Linked DNA regions of Homo sapiens: regions 1 and 2 are each linked to region 3. A link is a loop called in an ENCODE intact Hi-C map of the cell type or tissue named here. Cell type or tissue: A673. All regions are shown on one strand.

Region 1 (8,000 bases), 110 kb after region 3:
AGGGACATGTCAGCTAGCCAGGAAACTGAGTTGACTAGGTCCTCTTGAAGGTTTCATTGTAACATTGGGTACCCATCCAAGTCCTAGTGGCCTTTGTCTCAGATTGCTGCATAAAAGTGGCTCAACATGAAGGCCAATGTGAAGACATATTGGATAAGGGAATTCATTTCTGTTTCTTTCTGCCACCGCCCCTCATTTATTTTATCACCATAAAGATGTAATTCACATATCATGATACCAACTTTTAAAAGGAGTGTAGTTCAGTAGTTGTTCGTGTATTCACAGAGTTGGCAACCATCTTCACCATCTAATTTCAGAATGTTCTATCATCCCAAAGAGAAGCCCCATAGCCATGACACCCCATTTCTCTTGACTCCTAGTCCCTTACAACTACTAGTCCACTTCCTGTCATGATTGACTTGGGTACTCTGGATATTTCATATAAATGGAATCATACGTTATATGTTGTGTCTGGCTTCTTTCACTTAACGTAATGTTTAAAGGTTCATGCACGTTGTAGTGTGTGCTAGCACTTCATTTCTTTTTTATGACTAAATAATATTCCATTAAAGAGATATATACCACATTTTGTTTCCTCATTTTCTAACTTTTCAGTAAGAATTTAAAAAAACACACCAATACAATATGCTGTCTTTTAACATGCTAGCCCTAACATGGTAATGCCTGGAATATTGTCCACGAATTTCTCTGGTGTTTCTTTGGTGACTTGTTTACTTCCTCAGTGATGTTGCACTGTTGTGTTCTGACCCTGTCTGAGTCCTGTCTGTTCTCTGGCTTGAGAGTGGCTTTGACTGAGCTTTGGGATAGGACTGCTGTTGGTCTGCAGTTATCACGTTCAGACTTTATCTGAGATGCGGACTTTGGGCCAGATAAATGCAGGATTTTCTGAACTCACTGGTGAGGAAAAGCATTTGCTACCGCTGGTTCTTCGACAGCATATAACTTTCCCTAAGTCAGGAGTGCGTGTGTGTGGTTGCTGGGTGTGGGTGAAGATAATCAATTTTATGCTTCTGATAACCTTTCAAGATTTGCAGCAAAAGAACTTGGTGGCCCTGAAGACTCTTTTTCCTCTTCCCATTCCTGGGTCTAACAGTTACAGTCATGGCTGTTCTGAAGCTGAGCACTTGGTGGTGTCCATGACTTTAATAACATGTGCTGGGAGCGGTGGCTCACGCCTGTAATCTCAGCACTTTGGGAGGCCGAGGTAGGCGGATCACTTGAGGCCAGGAGTTCGAGACCAGTCTGGCCAACATGGTGAAACCCCGTCTCTACTAAAAATACAAAAATTAGCCGGGCTTGGTGGTGGGCACCTGTAGTCCCACCTACTAGGAGGCTGAGGGAGGTGAATCGCTTGAACCCAGGAGGCGGATGTTGCAGTGAGCAAGATCTTGGCATTGCACTCCAGCCTGGGTGACAGAGCGAGACTCCGTCAAAAAAAAAACAACAAAAACAAACAAACAAAAAACAAAAAAAACCCTAAACAGTGCTGGGGACAGGCACCACAACTTAACAGGGCATCTGCCCTGTGAAGCCACAGAGGTAGGTGGTGGGTGTCTTGAGGTGGGGGGAGAAAGGCAAGATTGCTGCTGGGCAAAGTGGAGACAGTGAGGTTCAAGCCACCATGCGTCCCAGCAGGTGTGGAGGTCACACCACTCAGCAGGTGGAGGATGCACCGTCACCCACTGTGAGGCAGGGACCTTCCTGTGGGTTCACAGAGGAGCCCTCCAGCAATGGAGTAACACTGCAGCTGGCTGCTCTGCTCAGGGTCGCAGCCCAGGGTAGAGTGGAAGACAGAGGAGCAGGCTGGTGAGGACAGGCTGCTGAAGGCTTCCACTTTAGTCTTCACATCTAACTCGGGGCGGCTTCATAGCAGGGAGATAGTCAGCAAGAACTTCCAAATCATTTTCAAAGTCTATCAGGAACATTTCTGGCTCAGAATCTCACGCTCCCTCCTTTCCAGAGCTACGTTCCTTTGTATTTTCTATAGAAGCAGACGTAGGATCTAAGCATATGTCTCTGAGGGTGCCTGGACTAAGAAATCCAGGAGATTCAGTGAAGAATTGTGTTATGTTTTTTTTTTTTTTTTTTTTTTTTTTTTTTTTTTTTTTTTTTTGTCGTATGCTTGGCAGAGAGCAGGTAATTGGGCCCATCATTATTTAGGGCTAAAAATTTGTTGATTTGAGATTTTTTGGGATTGGCTAAAACCTACTTCAGAACAACATGGGAAGGAAAAGAAAAGCTATCTTTGTTTCAGGAATGCCGGGCTTCAGCTTCCCTGGTGAGTAAATGAAGAAACTGCCTGCGACTGCTTGGCCTCAGACTGCCTTGCGAAGGCTCCTTCTGGCACAATTTGGGCTTTGAACTTCTCCCTTAATTTCTGAATCTGTGTTGTGATAATTGGCTTTGGAAAGGTTACGAGAGGTTGACTCTGGCCTGACACGGAGGCTCTAGCCAATGCCAGAGAGGTAGGCTTGGTGCCAGAGCTCACCTCAGACCCACATCTCCAGGGAGTGACAGGAACAGAAAATCAGCCAAGCTACTGTGACCCAGTCGTTCAGCAAATGTCGGAGCGTTGCAATGCCTGCCCCCACCCTACCCCAGAGCAAGGCTGGGCACCTGAACACTGTGTGGGGTACTCTGCGTCTGTGCTCTGGGGAAGGGGGCTGTGAAATTCACCTGGAGATCTGTTTTAAGACCTGCGCTTTCGAAATGCTCTCAAACTCTTTTATCAAGACAGTACAGCTTGGACAAATGTCCACAATAGAGAAGCAGTGACATCCCTTGGACCTCCGGGAACAGCAGCCCTGTCTGTCTCTGAACGGGCCTTCCTCCCTCAGGCTCCTCTCACCCCTCGGGGCTGCCCTCAGGGGAGGATGGCCTCACCCAGTGAAGGTTAACTGGGCCCTTTGTTTGCAAATGGCAGGACAGGAGCTGGTGCTAGCTGATCATGAGGCTTTTTACAGCATCAAAGTGCTGCAGTTTACTAAGAAATCAGGAAAGCATATTCCAAAACAGGGTTGTCTTCTAGGAAGGAACAGAGAGGACTCTGCCTTTCTACTTTCAGGCATCCAGCCCTGTATGCTCCACCAGGGTATCTGTGAGGAGAGGCAGCGTGAGCAGGCCCAGTGGAAGCAGGGATGGAGAAGGAGGGGTCTCCCATAACTCACTGCAGATGCTGAGTATAATTAAAATGTGAATTACATGTGTCTAACATGGTAAAGAGGCTCAGGTAACTGAGCGAGGTTTTCTCCTTGAAGGTAGAAATGTCTGTGTAAGGAGGTCATTCCACCTTTTGGGCTACCTTTAAATGAGTGTTTTTGAAGTGGTATTCTTTAAAAAAAATTTTTTTAAATGCAATCTGTCCTTGTTCTCTTTAAAGCAAATATCTACAGAGATGTTTATCACATTATCATACCTCTGGTTGGAAACAATATTTTTGACTTGATGGATTTTATATTTTCACTATTAGAAGCTACTCCTTTATTCCCAAGTATAAAATTCTAGCTTCAAAGTAAATGCTTGGCCAATCAACACCAAATAAGGCAGGAAAAAAAAAAAAAAAACGCAGAAAACTCACAAAGCCTCAGATTATAAGGGGCCTAGTCAGGTTTCAGAAACTCTAGTCCAAACAGGCATTCCTAACCTAGCCCAGGCAGCTCTTACCTCAGGCACTTAGCAACGCGCAGGCCTTTTGAATTTGCTTAAAACTATTAAGAAGTAATTAAGTAGTTAGAGGGTCTTTTTCAGCCCTGAGGTCCAGGAGGTGGGCTAAATGAAAGAAAACAAGCGCAATCGCTCAGCCTTGTCTTCCTTCTAGCTGACCTTGCACGCTAATAAATTCATCCTGTATTTTTCTGCTACTGCCAATTTATGGCCTACAGGAAACTAATCTTGTACAATAACTACCTTCCTGTACTTAGTTCCTAAATAGAGCCAAATGGATTTGGTGGCGGAAGAGCTCCCCAGCACTTCCTGTGAGGCAGTTGCTGAGCCCAGCAAGATCTGATAGAGGCTTGATGCGCTTATCGACTCTGACGATATAATTATGTTCTTGTTTTGGCTGCCCTGCACTTAAGCACAGAAAATAAAAAAGCAATCCTCTGTACAACGCCTACCACAATGATTTAAACTTCAAACTGGAGGGTAAGATGTGTATTTGAAACAAGCCACGTAGGCACAGTTATGGTGAATTTAGGGAGTGAAACACACAGGTGATCAATATTTCACTGGAGTCTTTGATATAAAATATATATCTGCTCTGTGATTTCAAAATATTCACAAAGGAGTAAATTTTTTAATGAGCTAATGAAAGAACTGTGTTTTCATTTCAAACGGGAAGAGAGGGAGAAAGAGAGAGAGAATAGAAATATAGAGCCATTTCTTCAGTAATAGTTTACAACCAGTTTGCCACAGGCTTGGATTAAAGTAAGGAAAGGCTGTCAAAACGCAGGGTAACCTGTGTGATATCTTTTCAGACCCTCAAATAGCTCAAATACTACGCTGGGAAAACTCAGAGTTTGTCCTTTAAAGAACCTGAAAGTGTTTAATCTTTGATAAGTGCAGGCTCCTCAGGCTTTGCCGCTTCCCCACACCGGATTTGCCTGCCACTCACCCATACCGATCTGATGACTTCATGTGGACACGGATCGGTCCCGTATGACAGCGTCTTCTTCCTGTGCTCATTTATTCTAGAACTATAGCAAAGCTGCTAATGCAAAGGGAAGCCTTCTACAAAAAGGATGAAGAAATCACCCTGACCAAGAGACCGAAGCAAAGATGAAAGGAAGGCATAAATAATCGCAGCTCGGGTCCGATGAGACTTATTGCTGGGGCTTTCAGACCTAGAGAGGTAGCAGGGGCGGGGTGGGGGTGCCTGTACGCGGGGGCGGGGTGTCCCACCCAGTTGACCTGGATTAGAGCCCATGGGGCTGCATTCCGGGCTTCCGTGTTTCCCAAAGTTATGTGGTGGCGGGGGGCCTGGCTGTTAAGGATCTGGGGATGTGGTTACCTATGGCCTCTGAGGGTGACACCAGCTGTCCAGCACTGTGAAATCAAACAATGGTAGTGGGCCAGAAAGATGGCTTAGCTTCCTCCTGAGTATGAGCAAGTTTCCGTAACTGTGAATCATCCTTCCCCAACCATAAAAGTGGGCATATTAATACCTGTCTTGTAAGAATCCTGTGAAGATCAGGGATAACAAATGCAACTTAATAAAAGTAACCTGTTATGTGTTGGCTGGTGATGCCATAAATGTATTTTGTAAAATCTTTATAATGGTGACTAACCAATATATTATTATTAATAGCAATAGGAGTATTGTCTGATTCAAAGGGCGCATTTAGATTGTGGTAATTCTGTGTGTGGCTGGATGGGAGACTGGAGGGGGCTGGAGGTTTTAGGATGAGTGGGACAGGGATTATTAGAAGTGGCTAATAAAGAGATCAAAGAAGTAACTTTGTTCCTAATTTTTAAAATCATCATTCTACCTCACTCTCCTAAAAGTGATGAGGATCATAATATTTATGCCTTACGTTTATACAGGACTTTATACTTGAATATCCCTTTTACATCTCTGGTCCGTTTTAGAAATTTGAGCCTAAACATGGGAAGCAGAAAAAAAGTCAATGTGGAAAAGCACTGTGCCCATCCCAGTTTGGCCAGAATGATTTCAGATTGTTATCAAGAAAGGGAATAGCGGCAGCATGGTTTGGTTTTCCTCTCTCAAGAGGACTGGACACAGGGAAGGAACAGGAAAAAACCTCCTGAGCAAAGCAAGGTTCCAGAACAGACTAGTTCAAAGCCTACACATGGTTAGTGCTCCGTGGAGGTGCCAGCTCACGGTTGGTGCACCGTGGAGGTGCCAGCTCATGCTTAGTGCACCGTGGAGGTGCCAGCTCACGGTTAGTGCACCGTGGAGGTGCCAGCTCACGCTTAGTGCACCGTGGAGGTGCCAGCTCACGCTTAGTGCACCGTGGAGGTGCTGACTCATGGTTCGCGCACAGCAGAGGCTCTGCGTTTTGGGATTCGTCTGTTCTAATTGTAGCCTTTCACTTACTGCCCTAAGACTGGCATGGAAACTATGTCTTTGAGTGATGAAAGGGCATCCGGTGTGTGGAAGCTCCTTGCAGAGTTTCTCCATATTGTCTCCTTGATAGAATGTAGCTTACTGCTGGCTTGCTTTGCACATGGCAGTCACTCGGTGCATGCTGGTGGAATAATTGAATGGAAGCTCCAGGGCCATCACCTGCACACAGTCCCCCGGAGGCCCTTTCTTCTCTCATATCTCAGCTTCCCACTGCTCAGCTTGATGTCAGGGAGACATCCTTGGTCTCCAGGAGGTGAGAGGGAACAGAACACTAACACCCCAGTGAAACACAGATTGACTTATTGTTTAGCAGCAACCAGGCAGGCATGGGCTCCCTCCCCGCTGCCAGCATCCACACGCACCTCCTCCGTAGCCATGGTAATATTTCCCACATGCCACAAGTCCGTGACATGGTCCTAATGAATAGAATGCTTTATGTTTAGCCCCAAACGTGGTCATTATCCATATATTTGAAAGAAAAGGCTCAAACAAAAACAAGGACGCCTGATGCGAAGCTCCCAGCCTGTGGGTTCTTTGCCATGGGCCTATTGGATGGGAGGTTTGGGCTGCAAGACAAGCTGTGACTTTACCTCCTTGAATGTGCTGATTCTAAAGAGTCGATTTCAATCTAAGGAAGGACATTGGGGGGATTGGAAAAAGTGAAGAGATTGTACAGAAGCTCACAGCTAGCAGGTGATGGAGGCTGAGCCCAGGAGTGCTTTTTCCACTCTCCCAGGCTGCTTAAAAAATAAATTGTATTTGAATGTGCTCACATTAATTTTGCTACCAGTTTACTGTCGTCAAAATAGTGTCAATGAATGCAAGTTCTTAAAAGACCTGCAAGTCCCACCTGGGAGGTGGGGCAGCACAGGACATGAGGAGTTGGTGGTGAATGAGAATTTGAGAATGTTCAATTCATCCCTCATTAGCCATGTGATCTCAGGCAGCCCGCTGATCATTTCTGTGTCTCAGGTTCCTACTCTGTGAGGGAGAGAGAGAGAATAATTGCACCCCCTTTGAATGTAAGCATCTCCCTTAGGAGATGAATACACACGGTGGAGTGACAGTAGCCAAGTTTTTTTTTTTTTATACTTTAAGTTTTAGGGTACATGTGCACAACGTGCAGGTTAGTTACATATGTATACATGTGCCATGTTGGTGTGCTGCACCCATTAAGTCGTCATTTAACATTAGGTATATCTCTAAATGCTACCCTCCCCCCTACCCCCACCCCACAACAGGCCCCAGTGTGTGATGTTCCCCTTCCTGTGTCCATGTGTTCTCATTGTTCAGTTCCCACCTATGAGTGAGAACATGCGGTGTTTGGTTTTTTGTCCTTGTGATAGTTTGCTGAGAATGATGGTTTCCAGCTTCATCCATGTCCCTACAAAGGACATGAACTCATCATTTTTTATGGCTGCATAGTATTCCATGGTGTATATGTGCCACATTTTCTTAATCCAGTCTATCATTGTTGGACATTTGGGTTGGTTCCAAGTCTTTGCTATTGTGAATAGTGCTGCAGTAAACATACGTGTGCATGTGTCTTTATAGCAGTATGATTTATAATCCTTTGGGTATATACCCAGTAATGGGATGGCTGGGTCAAATGGTATTTCTAGTTCTAGATCCCTGAGGAATCGCCACACTGACTTCCACAATGGTTGAACTAGTTTGCAGTCCCACCAACAGTGTAAAAGTGTTCCTGTTTCTCCACATCCTCTCCAGCACCTGTTGTTTCCTGACTTTTTAATGATCACCATTCTAACTGGTGTGAGATGGTATCTCATTGTGGTTTTGATTTGCATTTCTCTGATGGCCAGTGATGATGAGCATTTTTTCATGTGTTTTTTGGCTGCATAAATGTCTTCTTTTGAGAAGTGTCTGTTCATAT
Region 2 (8,000 bases), 1.5 Mb after region 3:
TGATATTATGAAATACATTAAGCTTAATGAGATTTTGGTTTGAAACACAAAGTAATTAAGAAAAACAAAACTAAAGCCAAAGTACTAAATTCTAAAATTAAAACATTAAGTAAAACCACTGTTTACCCATGGGATGCCTGGAAGAGAGTATCATTGGGACATGTTGGCTGATGGTAATTCCCCTCCCTTCTTCTACAGTTTGTGTGAAGTTCCAATAAAAATACTTGGTTCTAAAACATGTAGACAATTAATAAATATGAACATAAATAAACACTTTAAAAGTAAAAAGGACAACTTAAGGTTTTGAGTCTTACTGAAAATAAATCAGAACTTGAATGAAAACAAAAATCAAAGAAAGCTGCATAGAATTTTCTCAATGCCAAAAAATTCCTACTAAAAAACGTCCTTGTGTTACAGACAACTTTTTTGGGAATATAAACATTAATTTTGGAGTATGCTAAATAAAATAAACTTTCCCTCCACCAAAGAATAGTATCTAGAACAACATTCAAATGAATTTCCTAATTTTATTAACAAGGAATAGTAGACATGATGTCATTAAGATTCTTATCTTCAAATCTTCCACCTTGGATTTGTGAAAGTTATGAGTGTGTATACTATGTCCTATTTGAATATATACACATAACACATATGCACACTATGTATGTATATATATGTATATATATATATATTTGTATGTGTATATATTTGTACATATATTTGTATAAATATATGTATTTGTTCATATATGTATTGTTCATATGTATTGTTCATATGTATATGAACAAATACAGTTGATCCTTGAACAACACAGGAATTAGGGTCACTGACCCCATGCAGTCAAAACTTTGTGCTTAACTTTTGACTCCCAAATCTTAATTACTAACAGCCCACTGTTGACCAGAAGCCTTTCTGATAACAAAAACTCAATCAATACGCATTTCATAAATTATATGTATTATGTAGTGTATTCTTACAATAAAATAAGCTAGAGAAAAGAAAATGTTATTTTAAAAAATCATAAGGAAGAGAAAATGCATTTACTATTCATTAAGTGGAAGTGGATCATTATAGAGTTCTTCATTCTTCACATTGAGTAAGCTAAGGGGGAGGAGGGAAAGGAGGCGTTGGTCTTGCTATCTCAAGGGTGGAAAGTGGAAGAAAATCCACATACAAGGGGACCCTCGCGGTTCAAACCTGTGTTGTTCAAGGGTCAACTATAATGTCATGACTCTTCTTTGCTTCCTGGGAGCATTTCCAGCATCACTATCGCATTTTCTATAGGTCTCATGGTGTTATTCAAGGTTTATGATATTGCATTACACAAGAAGAAAAATACACACAAATCATGAGAAATCATTTTTACTGCAATATCCAACTGATTGGAGATACAACTGGCTCATGCAGAGATGATTAGCATCACATGGTGTTTTAAGCAGATACTCACAGCACTTGAGCTCACTGCAGTAGCAACAGGAGGTGGCTATGAAATTATTACAGTAGTACAGTATGTACCACAGTTAATTTTATGCAGTGATGACTTAATACTGCATGTTTATGTTTGTTTCCATTTCTCTAGACTACAAAGGGCGCTATGTACAGTCTGTTTGTATGCATATGTTTTGAGAATTTTTAACTTTTGTGTATATTTTATGATAGTAATAAGAAAATAGACCAGTATCTACATATATTTTATACATTCATGACATGGCTAATTAATCTTAATATTTTCAACATTTCAAAGATACACAGTTCTTCCATGAGTTTTTTCAAATTATCACAAATCTACAGATAATTTTCCAATAGGTTTATTGAAAAAAAAAATCCACCTGTAAGTGTATCCATGCTGTTAAAACTTGTGTTGTTCAAGGCTCAACTGTGTGCAATATATACCTATATGCACACTGTATTAAGGTTTATTAAAAAGTCTAGGGCAAACCATGAAATAATAATAGTAGCTACTTCTGGGCTGTGGAAATCTGGGCAAATTTTTTTTCACTTTGTTAGAATCTACAAATTGCAAATTATTTGGTGAAAGATTCTCATCAGTATACTATTCCTGGATGCCATTAAAACACAAATACATAAAAGTATTAATAGGAGAATTTTGGGAAAATGTGACCCAAGAAGTTATTTCTTTCCTACTCTATTATTCTTTTCTTCTTAAATCTGCTGAAATGAGTCTACATCTTTTTTTTTAATTGTAAAGTTAAAGTTTATTTTTAAAACTAATATTTAGAAACGGGGATATTAGCAGTGAAGGTTAAGGAGATTGAAGGATCCTGACCCTACTAGTTATTGAAGCCTCTTATAATACAAATTACCTTAAAAATATTCTTTAAAGCATATAAATAGAATAATCAATTAAAAAAAAGAGTCTCAAATAGATTCAACTCTTATGAGGAACTTAATAAAACACAGTAAGCTTTTCAACACCAAGGAGTTAAAAAGAACTATTTAATACATTTGGTTGAGATACCAGTTAGAAAGGAAAAAAGAGAGAGGGGGAAGTTAAAGCCAATGTGAGATGATTCATCAAAATAAACAACAGAAGGACTAATGAGTTAAAACAAAACACTCAACTATGAAAAAGTCAAAGTGGCAGGGAGTCAACTACTTAAGAAAACATGAACAAATGTATTTTTAGCTTTAATATTAGGGAAAATTTTTTAAAGATTATCACTTTACTATAGAGAAATGCAAAATGTTCAAGTAAAAAAAGAAGCAAAACTGTTAAAATATTTACATCAAAATTTTGATCAATTATCAATATGTCTAATTAGGAAGAGCTTATCCAAAATTATAAAAACATGGGACAGACAAGTGGAGACAGTTATAAATAAAAATTAGCAAAAGATAAAATTATAAATAATCAAAATATGCAGAAAGTTTATTCATATTAGTAAACAAGCAACACATCAAAATAAATGTGAGATATTGTTTTACAACTACTAAACTAGTCAAAATACACTTTAAAAATAACATGCAAGCAAGAATGTGGAGAACCGGTACACCACATTTTTGATTGCATGTATAACTCATTTTGAAAACAATATGGCAGTCGGAAGCAAGGGTGATGAAGATGTTTCTTCTCCCTAGCTCAGATATTCCACTATATGAATTTTATATTGAATATATAATTTCACAGAAATAAAAGAGTTCTGTGCAAAACTTTTGCATGTTGTATTATAGCAAAGAGAATGGAAATAACCATTTAAAACAATTGTTAGATAAATTAATACAGATATATGAAAAATACTTAGAAATAGGAAAAATCCTTATTGTATAAGTCAAAACAAAAAATATTATAGTATATATTCCGTATTATTTTCAATTATGTAGGAAATATAGACTATAAAATGCAGACGATAAAAATAATTGATGTGTTAAAATAATAAAAATGTGCATGTTTCCTAATTTAAAAATGTTTAAGCCCAGTTATTCCTGATAACTAGTATAAAGATACAATAACCAGATACCAAAAATTATGGTTTTATAAAATAAGAAACAATTTTTTATGAATAAAGCATATAGTCAAAAAATAAGTTTATAGTCAGGGTACCTCATGCGTGTGTGTGTGTGTGTGTGTGTGTGTGTGTGTGTGTGTGTGTGTGATAGAAGGGTCCCTGGTCTATCTCTCACTACATTTCTTATGCAATTCTCTTCAGAAGTGAAAATATACATAAATTATTGCATGTATTCTGTGGACTTCATAGCGTCACTGTGAAGGTTAAACGAAATAGTATGTTTGAAAATGCCTATTCTGGTCTATAGCTGTACGATACGTTCCAGGTGCTCAAAAAATATTCTTTCAATATATTTAATAAAAGGACAATAATATTAAGAATTTGTTATATTATAACTTTAATAAATGTATACAAAGATTCTTTTTTTCACCTTCAAATGAAAGAACTAGAATCGATCATTTTGGTAGGCCCCACCAACTCTGTAAAGTTCCGTGGAATGAGCAGAACATGAAGAAAGTCAGAAATCAGTAAAGGACGATTATAAGAAGACGATAAATGCATGGATCCCCTGGAAAAGCGTACCTTAAAGAGAAGCTTTAAAATCTGTGTGTGTGTCTGTGCGTGTGTGTGTGTGTGTGTGTAAAATAACCTTTTTAACAAATAAACAAAATTAAAGTACAACATACAGGGCCTTTCATTACAACCTTCACCTGGTTTCACAACATGTAATGTACATTCAGAAAACAGATGTCTTTAACTTTCTATGACCCAGGTAGTAAGCAAAGTCTAATTCTAACATGTAATGCTTTTTTTTATTTTTCTGGAGTGATGAATAATGCTTCTCACATGGGAGGGCATTATCTACCTGAGGAAACACATATGGCCCTTTTATCTCCTCTATGCTTAATGCACAGATAAATACTTACACACGCACAGAGAAATGCTTCCAGTCACACGATCTGCTCATTGGAGGAAAAAGCACACCCATGCAGCCTGTTACATTTGCCAGCGCTGGGGCTTTGCTCTAAAGCAATGTCTGCTTTGGATGGCAAATTTCATAGTCTCTATTTAATAGGTTCATAGAGGGGATACTCACCTCCAGCTCCCCCAGACTGGATGTTATTCTCTAATCCCTGACTCCTAAAAGTGTCTGTGCCCAAAACATACCTGTTTCTTCTGGACCCTGAACGGCACGCTTATTTCTGCTGTTCTGACTGGAGTTGCCTTCTCCTGGAGCTGGTGGTTCAAAGATCTATGAACAGAAAAACTTCAAGTTATTAGAAAGACAGCTGAGGCGAGGGAGAGGCAGCAGTGTAGGCAGGATCTTGCCTGCGTCTTGCAGCTGCTGCAAACTCACTTTCAGTCCCGCGGTGACAGCTGGAGCTTCCTCCAGGCCGGCCTTGGGGGCTCCTGCTCCTGCTGGCAGCTTCTCCGCGTGGTGGCCCTGCAGCTCTGCCCGGAGGCTGGCCAGGTCCCCTTGCAGGGCGGCCACCTGGTAGAAAGACACCACCGTGAGGCAGCAAGACAGCAGTGCCAGCAGCAAGGTTGCAGCCAGCAGCTTTCCGTCTTTGGAGGATCGGACAGAGGGGCTTTCCTTCCGTGGGAGGATGGAAACACACTCCTTCAGTTTCATTTCTTCTCTTTTCTTAAGGCAAGAAGTAAGGCGTGACTGCTCCCTTTCTGTGGAGTCATCCATATCACTACTTGAACTTTGAAGGTTGGGGCCTTTAGAATAAGTGACCACAGGGAATGGATCATTTCCTGTTATCTGTGTTTGTTGATGTCCTGCGTGCACTACATGGCAGGGCTTGGCTCACCCCTCAGGAGAGTTATCCTGAATTTTCTCCTTTCTGCCTTTCTGCATCTCTACCCCTACTGTACAGTAGGTTTGCTGGCATTTACCCTCCGATTGGATTGCTCAATCTGTCTTCCTCATTTCACTTTCAGTTTTTGTAAGAATTTCAAAGTCTTCTCATAACACTCATGCTCAAGTAGATTTAAAACCCCTTAAATCTGCTGAGGAAACTTGGAGTTTGGATTGGCACAGTCAAGGGAAAGCTTTTAAGATATGCTCAGGTCTGAGAAGCCCACCCTTAAGTGTAGCAAGGGAACTCTGTCTGCTTGGGACCACATGGCTTCATAAGGAAGGGGGAAAAGCAGCTGAAAGTTCCTGCTGCTGTCATAAAAATAATTAATGTGAAGGTCAGATAAGCTAAGTGTTTTAGCATTGAATTGTTCTTAGCTAGAGAGTGATTTATTAACAGTCTTCAATTATGAAATAAAATGGAGAATCCTTGAAGGAAGTGTGGAAGTAAGTCCACTGGGAATTATTCATATTATTATACTAATAATGTCATAAAAAGAATGAGAGTAAATGTTACAGACGTATTTAGGTTAGATATCTGAAGGATTCTCTAAATATAAGTGAATATATTTTTAAGGAAAACATGCATAAACTTTTTCCTTCTGGGACTCATCACTGAAACTCAATCATGCATATGAACAGCCTGTCCCAAGGAGCCTGGTCTCAGCTTTTCTGCTCAGACTTCTGAGGCTTTAAGTCCCCGCTCAATATGATACTAGTTGAGGAGAATCAGCCTTGCCTCCAGCTCCAAATGCCTGACTGCTACCATTAACCACTCTCAAGTAGCTTGTCTACAACTCCCATGTTGACTGTGCCACAGCCTAACAGGTCGGTGTACAAGAGGTCCTTGATCACACAAGAGCCACCTTAGCTTTGGATTTTTCTGTTGTTGACTTGGTGGACCTGTGAGGACTGTTGCATTCATTCTAGTCCTGCCTTATCCTGATGGCTGGTTCCTGGACATTCCCCAGTTTTTCACTGCTTTGCCCCAGCATTGAAATATTGATTCATCTTTCAACAAACGTTACTGAGCACTTACCAAGCCCTGGGTAGTCACTACTCCCCTGTGGACTAAGAATAGTGAGCTTTAGTTCTGTCTCACTCTACATTTCCACACAGTCTTAAGTAAGAAGTTTACAGAAATGATATAGTGCAAAGTGGAGAACTCCAGACCCAGGCTTCTAGACTGCAAATCCTGCCTCACCCTCGCTCTCCTTATGCAAAGTACATAATCTCTCTGTGATTCCATTTCCTCACCTGTGAATTCGTATGACGATATTAACTGTCCCTGGGATACATAATGAGGCTTACAAGAATGTGGAAACAAATTACATTTTGGATGCTTCCATTTAAAAAAAAATTATTTCCACAGGTTTTTGGGGAATAGGTGGTATTTGATTACATGGTTAAGTTATTTAGTGGTGATTTGTGAGATTTTGGTGCACCCATCACCCGAGCAGTGTACACATTGAACCCATTTTTTAGTCTTTTATTCCTCACCCCCCTCCCACCCTTTCCCCTGAGTCCCTAAAGTCCATTAGATCATTCCTATGTCTTTGCATCTTTGTAATTTAGCTCCCACTGTGAGTTAGAACATACAATGTTTGGTTTTCCATTCCTGAGTTACTTCACTTAGAATAATTGTCTCCAATCCCATCCAGGCTGATGCGAACATCATTAATTCATTCCTTTTTATGGGTGAGTAGTATTCCATCATATATATGTATCATAGTTTCTTTATCCACTCATTGATTGACGGGCATTTGGGCTGGTTCTATATTTTTGCAGTTGTGAATTGTGCTGCCATAAACATGTGTGTGCAAGTATGTTTTTCGTATAACAACTTCTTTTCCTCTGGGTAGATACCCAGTAGTGGGATTGCTGGATCAAATGGTAGTTCTACTTTTAGTTCTTTAAGGAATCTCCACACTGTTTTCCATGGTGGTTGTACTAAATGATCAGGGAAATGTAAATCAAAAGCACGGTGCAATGCTTCCATTTTTTCATTCACTTTTATTCTTTACATTCAAAGTATGAATGAAACATTTTTCAGTTACAAACAGTGCTCTAATAGATATTTTCTACAACTGTGCTTGTAACGTCTGCAAGGGTTTCCCAGCAAATGCCTGCTGAGGGAGAAGCACATCTTCACTTTTACAGGCACCACCCAGTTACCCTCTGACGAGTTCCCATTTCCTCATTGTCTTACTACAAAATGACGCAGTCAGACTTACTTGTTTTTACCATTAGGATTGTTTTTTGTTTTTTGTTTTTTTCCCTTTGCATCTGCAAGTTTCCAAGACCTTTTAAAAATAACTTGTTATTATCCTGGCCCCCAAAATAAGCTGCTCTCTAATTTTTCTTACCTATAACTCCCACAATAAGGTGACCGTGCCCCAGTCTAACAGGTACGTAGACAAGAGGTCCTCCATCAACCTTCTCAGGTGGAAGTCTTCTTTTAGAAGGATGTTTGTAAACCCTTTTGCATCAGGAATGACAGTCCAATTCTTTTCTGTCAGTTCTTGTTCCAGAACAATTAGGGTGAGTCATACGGAGTAACCTTGCCATAAAAAATGGAATTCGTATGGGAATTGTATGAAGGCCTTCTTACTGAAAGTCATTGAGATCCTTTAGATGATGTGTTTGTGTATTCTTATGATTTAAATACA
Region 3 (8,000 bases):
CGCGCAGACCCGCAGGGGGGCCGCCGCCGCCACAGTTCCGAGACCTTCTCCTCCACCACGACGGTCACCCCCGTGTCCCCGTCCTTCGCCCACAACCCCAAGCGCCACAACTCGGCCTCCGTGGAAAATGTCTCTCTCAGGAAAAGCAGCGAGGGCGGCGTGGGTGTCGGCCCTGGAGGGGGCGACGAGCCGCCCACCTCCCCACGACAGTTGCAGCCGGCGCCCCCTTTGGCACCGCAGGGCCGGCCGTGGACCCCGGGTCAGCCCGGGGGCTTGGTCGGTTGTCCTGGGAGCGGTGGATCGCCCATGCGCAGAGAGACCTCTGCCGGCTTCCAGAATGGTCTCAACTACATCGCCATCGACGTGAGGGAGGAGCCCGGGCTGCCACCCCAGCCGCAGCCGCCGCCGCCGCCGCTTCCTCAGCCGGGAGACAAGAGCTCCTGGGGCCGGACCCGAAGCCTCGGGGGTCTCATCAGCGCTGTGGGCGTCGGCAGCACCGGCGGCGGGTGCGGGGGGCCGGGTCCCGGTGCCCTGCCCCCTGCCAACACCTACGCCAGCATTGACTTCTTGTCCCACCACTTGAAGGAGGCCACCATCGTGAAAGGTGAGGAGGCCCTTTGCCTTGGCGTCTGGCGGGAAGGAGGGGCGGGGCGCTGAGGGAGCCTCTTGGGTTTCACTGCTCCCACTTTTTGGGGACCTTGACCCAGAAGCCGACAGCCTGGCACTGGCTCCTTGTTTTGTTTTTCTGCGGGCTGCCCTGTTCTCTTCCTTCAGAGAACTTGCCAGGAACATTCGTCTTGGAGTTGAATGTGACGTTTTCCGCGTGGGAGGGAGACTGATTTTTTGAGGCCCCACCCATTCACCCATTCTGTGCGTCCCACAGCCCCCTGTCCCTTAACACAGTGGAAGTTCTCCCAGACCGGCCACACTAGAGGCCGCGGGGCACCCGACTGTCTTCATCCGGCTGCGTGGGTCCGTCCTTCTGGAAGGACCTCGGGTCCGGACCGCTGCCCTCAGCCGCAGCTTTCACCTTTCCCTGTGTTCCTGGAGCTGGGCTCCGCCTGATTCTTGGTGAGCTTGAAGGTTCAGACCTGAAAGTCATTTAAGAAATGAGCATCCATTTTGATGGCTGCTAATAGCGACAGTTAACCATTTCCGTTTTACACACAAACTGTGGGAGCTTTTCCATCAGAGGCATTGTTTTTCTCGGAAGGGGTGAAACGGTAAGGCTGCACACAGCCTAATGCAGTGGTGTTCAACTTGAGCATATGTGGGAGTTACCTGGAGGCTTTGCTGAAACATGGATCTCTGGCCTGTGTTAACCCCGCAGTTTCCGATGCTGTAGCTTTGGGGCGCGGCCCAGGCTGTGCATTTCTAGTGAGTCTCCGCATAATGCCGATGCTGCTGGCCGGGGGACCACCCTGTGAGGACCCTGCCCCAGGTGAGACTCACCTGGGGAGGATTGAAAAATTACCTGTTGGGCCTCACCCCAGACCCGTTGAAGTGAAACATGAGATGGCTAGGAGGCAGGGACGGACATTTTTCAGAGTTGTCCAGGTGATTTGAATGTGCAGCCAGGATTTACAATCAGTGCTTTGGAGAAAACAAGGGAAAGACAAAAAACACAGGTCTTCTCAAGAACAATTGGATAGGAGGGTGCCTGGTATTGTTCTTCCCGTTCTGATCAAATATCCATGAGGAGAGAGAGCTGATGCAGAATGCAGCTGGTGGTGCATTCTGGCTGTCTAAACTTTGAATGGTGTTTGGGGTCGGGGAGATGAGAGGGAAAGGTGAATGCTCAATTCGGGAGACTTTATTTAATTTTGTAGCTGTTTTCTTTGTAGGGTTCCTAGCAGGATAGAGGCTTTGTGGGAACAGTGAAACATATAGTAAAATTTGGATGCTGGATTAGATGTGAGCCTAAGGTGTAAACAGTCTTCAAGGGTCATGAGATGAGGATCAAGGTGGGCTGGAGATTCACAGCCTTTTGTTCTTAAATAGACCAGTTTAGTGCTATCTAAATCCAGCATCTGTTTTATAGTATACTTAGGACTGTCGGTCCATGGGATTTAAAATTATAGCTGTGGGGTGAACTCCCTGTTATTCTAGTGTAATAGAGAAAAGCTATTTCCTTTATTAAAACCGTATACTAGAAGATGAAGAGTCACAGAGAATTATCAGGAGTGTGGTGCTTCAGCATCCAATTAAATCATTGGAAGTCGCCAGAATGTATCCTGTGAACAGTGATTCTCAGCTGAAGGTCACTTTGGTTGGAGTTACTTATACACTATTGCTAGTGTGTCAGAAAGTTGAAGGATTAGCTGCCTTATAAGACACAGACCATTATAAACACAGCAGCAGCAGCAGCAGTATAATTGAGTGGGGAAAAACACACATATTTATGGTCTGCACAAATGGGTATATGCCAGAGTGAACATGAAAGTAAATTACATCTTACCCGAATCTGATTCTAATCAGAAAACAGCCAAGAACATAACACCTTTTCCTGCTTTCAGTGGAGCTGGTGGGACAAACCTGGACTGGGTGGAGCTGGGGCCCCAGCAGTGGGCTCTGCCATAGCAGGCGCCATAAGCTGGAATTTGTGCCTCCAGGCCTGGAGGGACGCAAGGCGTTTCTGATGAAGCCGATACATTCAGAATTGGGGTCCAAATAGGAAATAATGCCCTTTTCAGGCTAGTGAAAATGTTGAACTCTAAGAGATAAGTTTATTTAGAGACTGGATTGAGCTTTTGTTTAAGATTTCCCACCTGCGTAAAATTCCTTTCAGCCCATAGGATTCTTGATTCTGAAGTCCAGACAGAAGCCTGTGTTCTGTAGCTGCTGAACAAAGATGAGAGATCACTGGGGCTGCTGTTTGTCCGAAGTTTGTGTGGGTATCATGATGAACCCTCTTCTAAGAAGTAAAAGGATCTTTTAAATCAAAATAGACAACTGCAGTCAGTCCACCATGCCCAACGACATTTAAAAAAAAAGAAATATCTGCCCCATTGGGTTTCTAGTAAAGTAAGTTGAACACAGAGAACAGCAGAATAGGAAAGGCTAGTGTCACCTTAGTCCACGTAGCACCAAAGTTGTGGTCCGTTGAGACAGAAAGGAAGCATTTAGGAACTTGGGATAAATACCCACTTTTATTTAACTCATACATGCACTAGAAATTTGTTTGGGATGCTCATAAATACAGAGTTCACAGTAGATCAGTGTCCTTTGAGGAAATGATTTGTAGAAGGCCGACTTGCAAAGCATTTCTTTGAAGATGAAATAGAGAAAGCACTTCCTGGGCGGCCCCCTGCCCTGCCTGGCTCTTAGAAGTGGCCTGTGTTTCCACCCTGAGCTCTTCCTGTTCTGCATGGGAAGACCTCGTTAGTGATGCTGATGCAGAATAATTTTGGGGTTATGTGGGTAATGTTTGGTATTTGCATAAGTGATAGCAGAGAGGTAAGGTTCCAGCCATGTCTGGCACTTGTTTACAATAGAATCGTGAATGGGGGTGGGCTTTCAGTGCAAGAGCCAGTTAAAAAGTATATCTCAGGTACATCTGTTTTTATTAGTCCAGAGCAAACTCAAAATTATGCATCTTATTTGAGGGCAGGTTAAGGTTACTTATCATGTGTTTTTGGTGTGTGTGCATGTGGAAAACTCTAACCAATTTGTTAGGTTTCGTTGTTGTTTGGGAATTGGAAAGACGCTACTGAATTTCCTGTGCTTTAAAACTGATTTTTAAAATTAACTTTATATGTTTTTGTGTTAGGATGGTAGATTGATGAATGCCATAAAATTTGCTGTTTTAGTATTCCTTTTTAGTGATTTTAGGGATTTTATTCTAAAATTGGCGTATATATATGTATGTATGTATAAGACAGATTAGATCAGAATTACTACTGAAAGTATCCATATTTAAATTTTGTTGAATAAAAGGATTATCATTTCTTAAGGGGAAAGAATGATAAGAGATATGTTTCCAAAGGGACAATAAAATCACGATTTATGTTGAAAAGTTTTGCCTTTTGAAGTCGTAAAGCAGAGAATTTTCCTAAATTCAGAAATCCAGTGAGGTGATTGACAAACCACACAAGTTTTCTGTTTGCTGTGGCGGGTGCTAGTTTGCTTTAGTTGGCTGGCTCTGGCCATAATAAGACAATAGCGTGCACTGCTGCTGCCCTATTCGCAGGAGCAGACAACTAAGGTGCTAATGAAAACACACACCGGCTTTCGTGAATGAAAGTCACATGACTTGTTCTGTTTCCTTTATTGAAAGAGAAACCTTTACAAAAATAGTACTTCATAGAAGGAAGCATAGTATGTGGAACACTAAACCAGGAATCAGGAAACCAGGTTTCTAGTTGCTGATCTTAATGAGTCATTGTGTGTCTATGGGAGAGCCACTTAATCCTGCCTTCTCACTTTCCCTGTCTGTAAAATGGGGGTAATTATAATCCTCCCCTTTCTGTGTCACAAGGCCGCTGGAAGGTAAATGAGGTCATAAACATCAAGAGTGTTTTAAGCTCTTCTAAAGGAAGATGCTAATAAATCCAGTTGTTGATACTTATTGCTTTGAAACCATGAATGTATACAGGAAAGACACTTTTGTAAATGGGTGCTCTTAAATTGAAACAAACAGTAACAGCATAGTCTGAAAATGGAGCCAGCACCTTAAAAATTGCTTACCTTTACTGCTTATTGCTAGTTCCGCTCCAGGCTCCCAAGAGCCATTGTTTTCCCCCTTTATGTAACTTAAGATCTGTTCATAGATATTTATGAACAGATTGTAACAAAGTGGTGTTCTAAATTACATAGTAAAGTAACAATTAGGGAAAACAGTATGGTAATCCTGAAACTATGTTAAGACTGAACTTCTGATTACCTTTTATTACTGGTTTTTATATTAAGAGATGTTGACAAGATGAAAATGTATAATTAGAATATACATTTTAAAAATCGCCTCTTAATGCCGAATGCATTGAAAGAAAAACAGAACCCTGAGGTTGTTTGACTACTCATTGTTTAGTCTGGGGGTTCATTCTTTGGGGTCGATTTAATGAGGGTGGTCATTCCTGCAGTTTTGATGGTAGCACTGTGCTTATCAAACATAGTAGGAAAATGCGTGATTCTTTTGTTTTTCTACCACCCAAAAAGGAATCTTAGTAGAGAATTGATATTTTATTTTCTTTAGAAGTATGAGTATTTAAAATGAGGCTCTTTTTTCTGAAGAGAAGAACTTGGAAAAGTTTTAGTAACAGCATGAGTATAATGGGTTTTCTGTTAAAATTCCCACTAATGCATTTTCTTTAGAAACGTAGTTCTAAGAGCTAATTTTGGTATCAGATTTGGCAAGTAGAAAGGGTTTTTGTTTGTTTGTTTTGGTTTTTTTCTAGGGGGAGTAGCACAGAATCAAGTGTTCCCATTTCACCTTATAAACTTAAGGGAAAATGTAACTTTATTCTTTCATCTGCATTGCCAAGTAGAATGAGGAAAACACTGGGTGAGGCAAAGTGCTGTGCCCCCCGCCCCCCATCCTGCATTTGGACAGCTGTAATGCAGGTGGATTCTCTGTTTCATTTCTCTAGTACGGATGACAGCAGAATGTATATTTCTATACAAGATGAACAAAACGTTTTAATGTTGGCGTTTTAATGAACAAATGAAAACAAAATTTTCTGAATGTCCAAAAGTATTGGTTATAAACACATTAACTGTCAGATCATGATTTTTGTGAAAAGAATGCTGTCCAAGTTTAGATAGGGACACTCTTTCTATATTTAGTTTGAGTGGGTTCTTCAAGACTGCAGTGGTTATTCTGACTCATTTCAGGTAGATTATTGTACACAGAGTTCAGTGCTAGACTTTTCTGAAGAAAACTAGTAAAGTCATCATTTGGCATGGAGGAGATGATGGGGTTGATGATTGCTACTGATTTCAATTTCTTTCAAGATAGCTACAGAGACTTACATTAACTGGGTGCTAAAATACAATGCATAGGTGAAGGTTAGTGTAGAAAGAGTTGGAGTATATGTTGTATACCAACATTTTGCTCTGTAGGTGCAAATAATGCAAGATGCTTCTGTGTGTTATAGCTTTATTACTTAAGTGAATTCATTACATAAGAATTCTGAAATAGATTGGATTAAAACTTATGGGTTACATGTTTACAAATGATAAAATAGTCAATTTGGTGGTTCTGATTAATTTTCTATTAGACTAGGAAAATACTAAGTTTGTATAGAGTCACTTTTATGTGTCCAAAGACACTGTAAAACTTGAATGGGTAAAGGTGAAGCCTTGGAAACTCTGTCCAGTTTTCTTATGTCATATATGATATCTATATACACAAGGTTTATAAAATATTCCTTGCTTACTGTGTTTTTACTGAAATTTGGAATATTTGATCAAATATTTTGACCCACGATATATTTTTTAAAGATAACTGATCACACGCATTGCACCCTGTAAATGCTGGGTTTTTTTCTTTTTTTTTTTTTGAGACGGAGTCTCACTCTATCACTCAGTCTGGAGTGCAGTGGTGTGATCTCGGCTCACTGCAACGTCCACCTCCCGGGTTCAAGCGATTCTCCTGCCTCCGCCTCCTGAGTAGCTGGGACTAGAGGTGCATGCCACCATGCCCTGCTAATTTTTTGTATTTTTAGTAGAGATGGGATTTCACCGTGTTAGCCAGGCTGGTCTCGATCTCCTGACCCCGTGATCTTCCCGCCTCAGCCTCTCAAAGTGCTGGGATTGCAGGCATAAGCCACTGCGCCCGGCCTAATGCTGGATCTTTTAATATTCATTTTAAAGAGTATCAGGTTTTCCAGCAACAAATATTTGGGGCTGGTGTGTGTGTGTGTGTGTGTGTGTGTGTGTGTGTGTGTGTGTGTGTTTCCATAATATCTCATCCAGTCATGCTCCAGGAGGCTGGATATGATATTTTTCTCCATAACTGAAATTCAAGGATTAATGATGTGTTCTTTGTTCATGTTGAAACTTTATAACTTAAGCATAGTCTACTGCTACTTTATCCCTATACAGTTAGTACAAATACTTGAGTCAGTTATTACGGTGTGGTATGAAATTTCAATTGTTTTCAATGCATAAAAACAGATATTATGATATAGTTCATTATACTATGTGATTTTGTTACTTTACAATCCTATTATACTGTGTGATTTTGTTACCTTAAAATCCTTATGTTTATGTTAAGAATGATTCATTCTTGGATGAGCTTGGTGGCTCATGCCTGTAATCCCAGCGCTTTGGGAGGCCGAGGTGGGTGGATCATCTGAGGTCAGGAGTTCAAGACCAGCCTGGCCAACATGGAGAAACCCCATCTCTACTAAAAATACAAAAATTAGCCAGCCATGGTAGCATGCACCTGTAGTCCCAGCTACTCAGGAGGCTGAGGCAGGAGAATCACTTGAACCAGGGAGGCAGAGGTTGCAGTGAGCTGAGATCGCGACACTGTACTCCAGCCTGAGCAACAAAGAGTGAAATTCAGTCTCAAAAAAAAAAAAAAAAAAAAGAAAGATTTTGCATAGTATTAATGCTTAATCTTTAATATTTAAGAATATGATACAGTGCTTTCTGTATGCATTCTATGGACTTAAATAAGTCAATCTTTGGCCTCCAAAGTATAAGTGTAACAGATAATCCCACAACTTGGTAGACAACTGGCAACTGAAGATTTTGAAAGAATCTTATTGAAGTTGAATGCAATGACGATGTACCATTATTCTGATCAATATTGACGGATAACTGCCTGCCACTCTTCTCTTGGGGTTAAAAGAGTTGTGTAAAATTCAAAGGGTGTTTTTCTTCCCTTTATAGTGGTAAGACATTTTCCTATATACAATATGGTATAATATTCCAAAAAATCCTATGGCATAGGCAGAACCACCATGAACCCCATTCTTTGGAATCAAGAACCTACAGTGTGGAGAGGCCAGATGACTTGCTCCAGATCTCTGAGCCAAAAGGAGAAGGAGTGTCGG

The links. A loop is a pair of places that touch in the nucleus more often than their neighbours do. Peaks named below come from ENCODE experiments on the same cell type or tissue, not always from the same donor. Only the 100,000 strongest peaks of a DNase experiment are listed, where the experiment ranks them.
Region 1: it touches region 3 in a loop (3-fold over the local background); 4 of 110 quality-filtered maps call a loop at or near these places.
Region 2: it touches region 3 in a loop (9-fold over the local background); 2 of 110 quality-filtered maps call a loop at or near these places.

Annotation. Positions count from the first base shown.
Region 1 is chr13:109,663,901-109,671,900 of GRCh38, reverse strand. No RefSeq gene overlaps it. Among named protein-coding and RNA genes, the nearest start is that of LINC00676, 60 kb to the left of the region's middle. RefSeq lists an enhancer at 5,159-6,358. In A673, no CTCF peak of the experiment used is centred here; DNase peaks (open chromatin) are centred at 3,900 and 4,640; H3K4me3 peaks cover 960 bases; H3K27ac peaks cover 3,909 bases.
Region 2 is chr13:108,267,059-108,275,058 of GRCh38, reverse strand. TNFSF13B (TNF superfamily member 13b) reads right to left here and starts at 5,341. Exons shown (of 6, transcript NM_006573.5): 1 at 4,825-5,341; 2 at 4,635-4,719. The coding sequence starts at 5,163. RefSeq lists a silencer at 4,436-4,515 and enhancers at 4,416-4,924, 4,876-5,305. In A673, a CTCF peak has its summit at 4,976; DNase peaks (open chromatin) are centred at 4,908 and 6,028; H3K4me3 peaks cover 1,762 bases; H3K27ac peaks cover 3,667 bases.
Region 3 is chr13:109,774,646-109,782,645 of GRCh38, reverse strand. IRS2 (insulin receptor substrate 2) reads left to right here. Exons shown (of 2, transcript NM_003749.3): 1 at 1-604. Among named protein-coding and RNA genes, the nearest start is that of IRS2, 7.9 kb to the left of the region's middle. RefSeq lists an enhancer at 142-708. In A673, no CTCF peak of the experiment used is centred here; DNase peaks (open chromatin) are centred at 395, 755, 3,345, 4,231 and 1 weaker place; H3K4me3 peaks cover 7,379 bases; H3K27ac peaks cover 7,148 bases.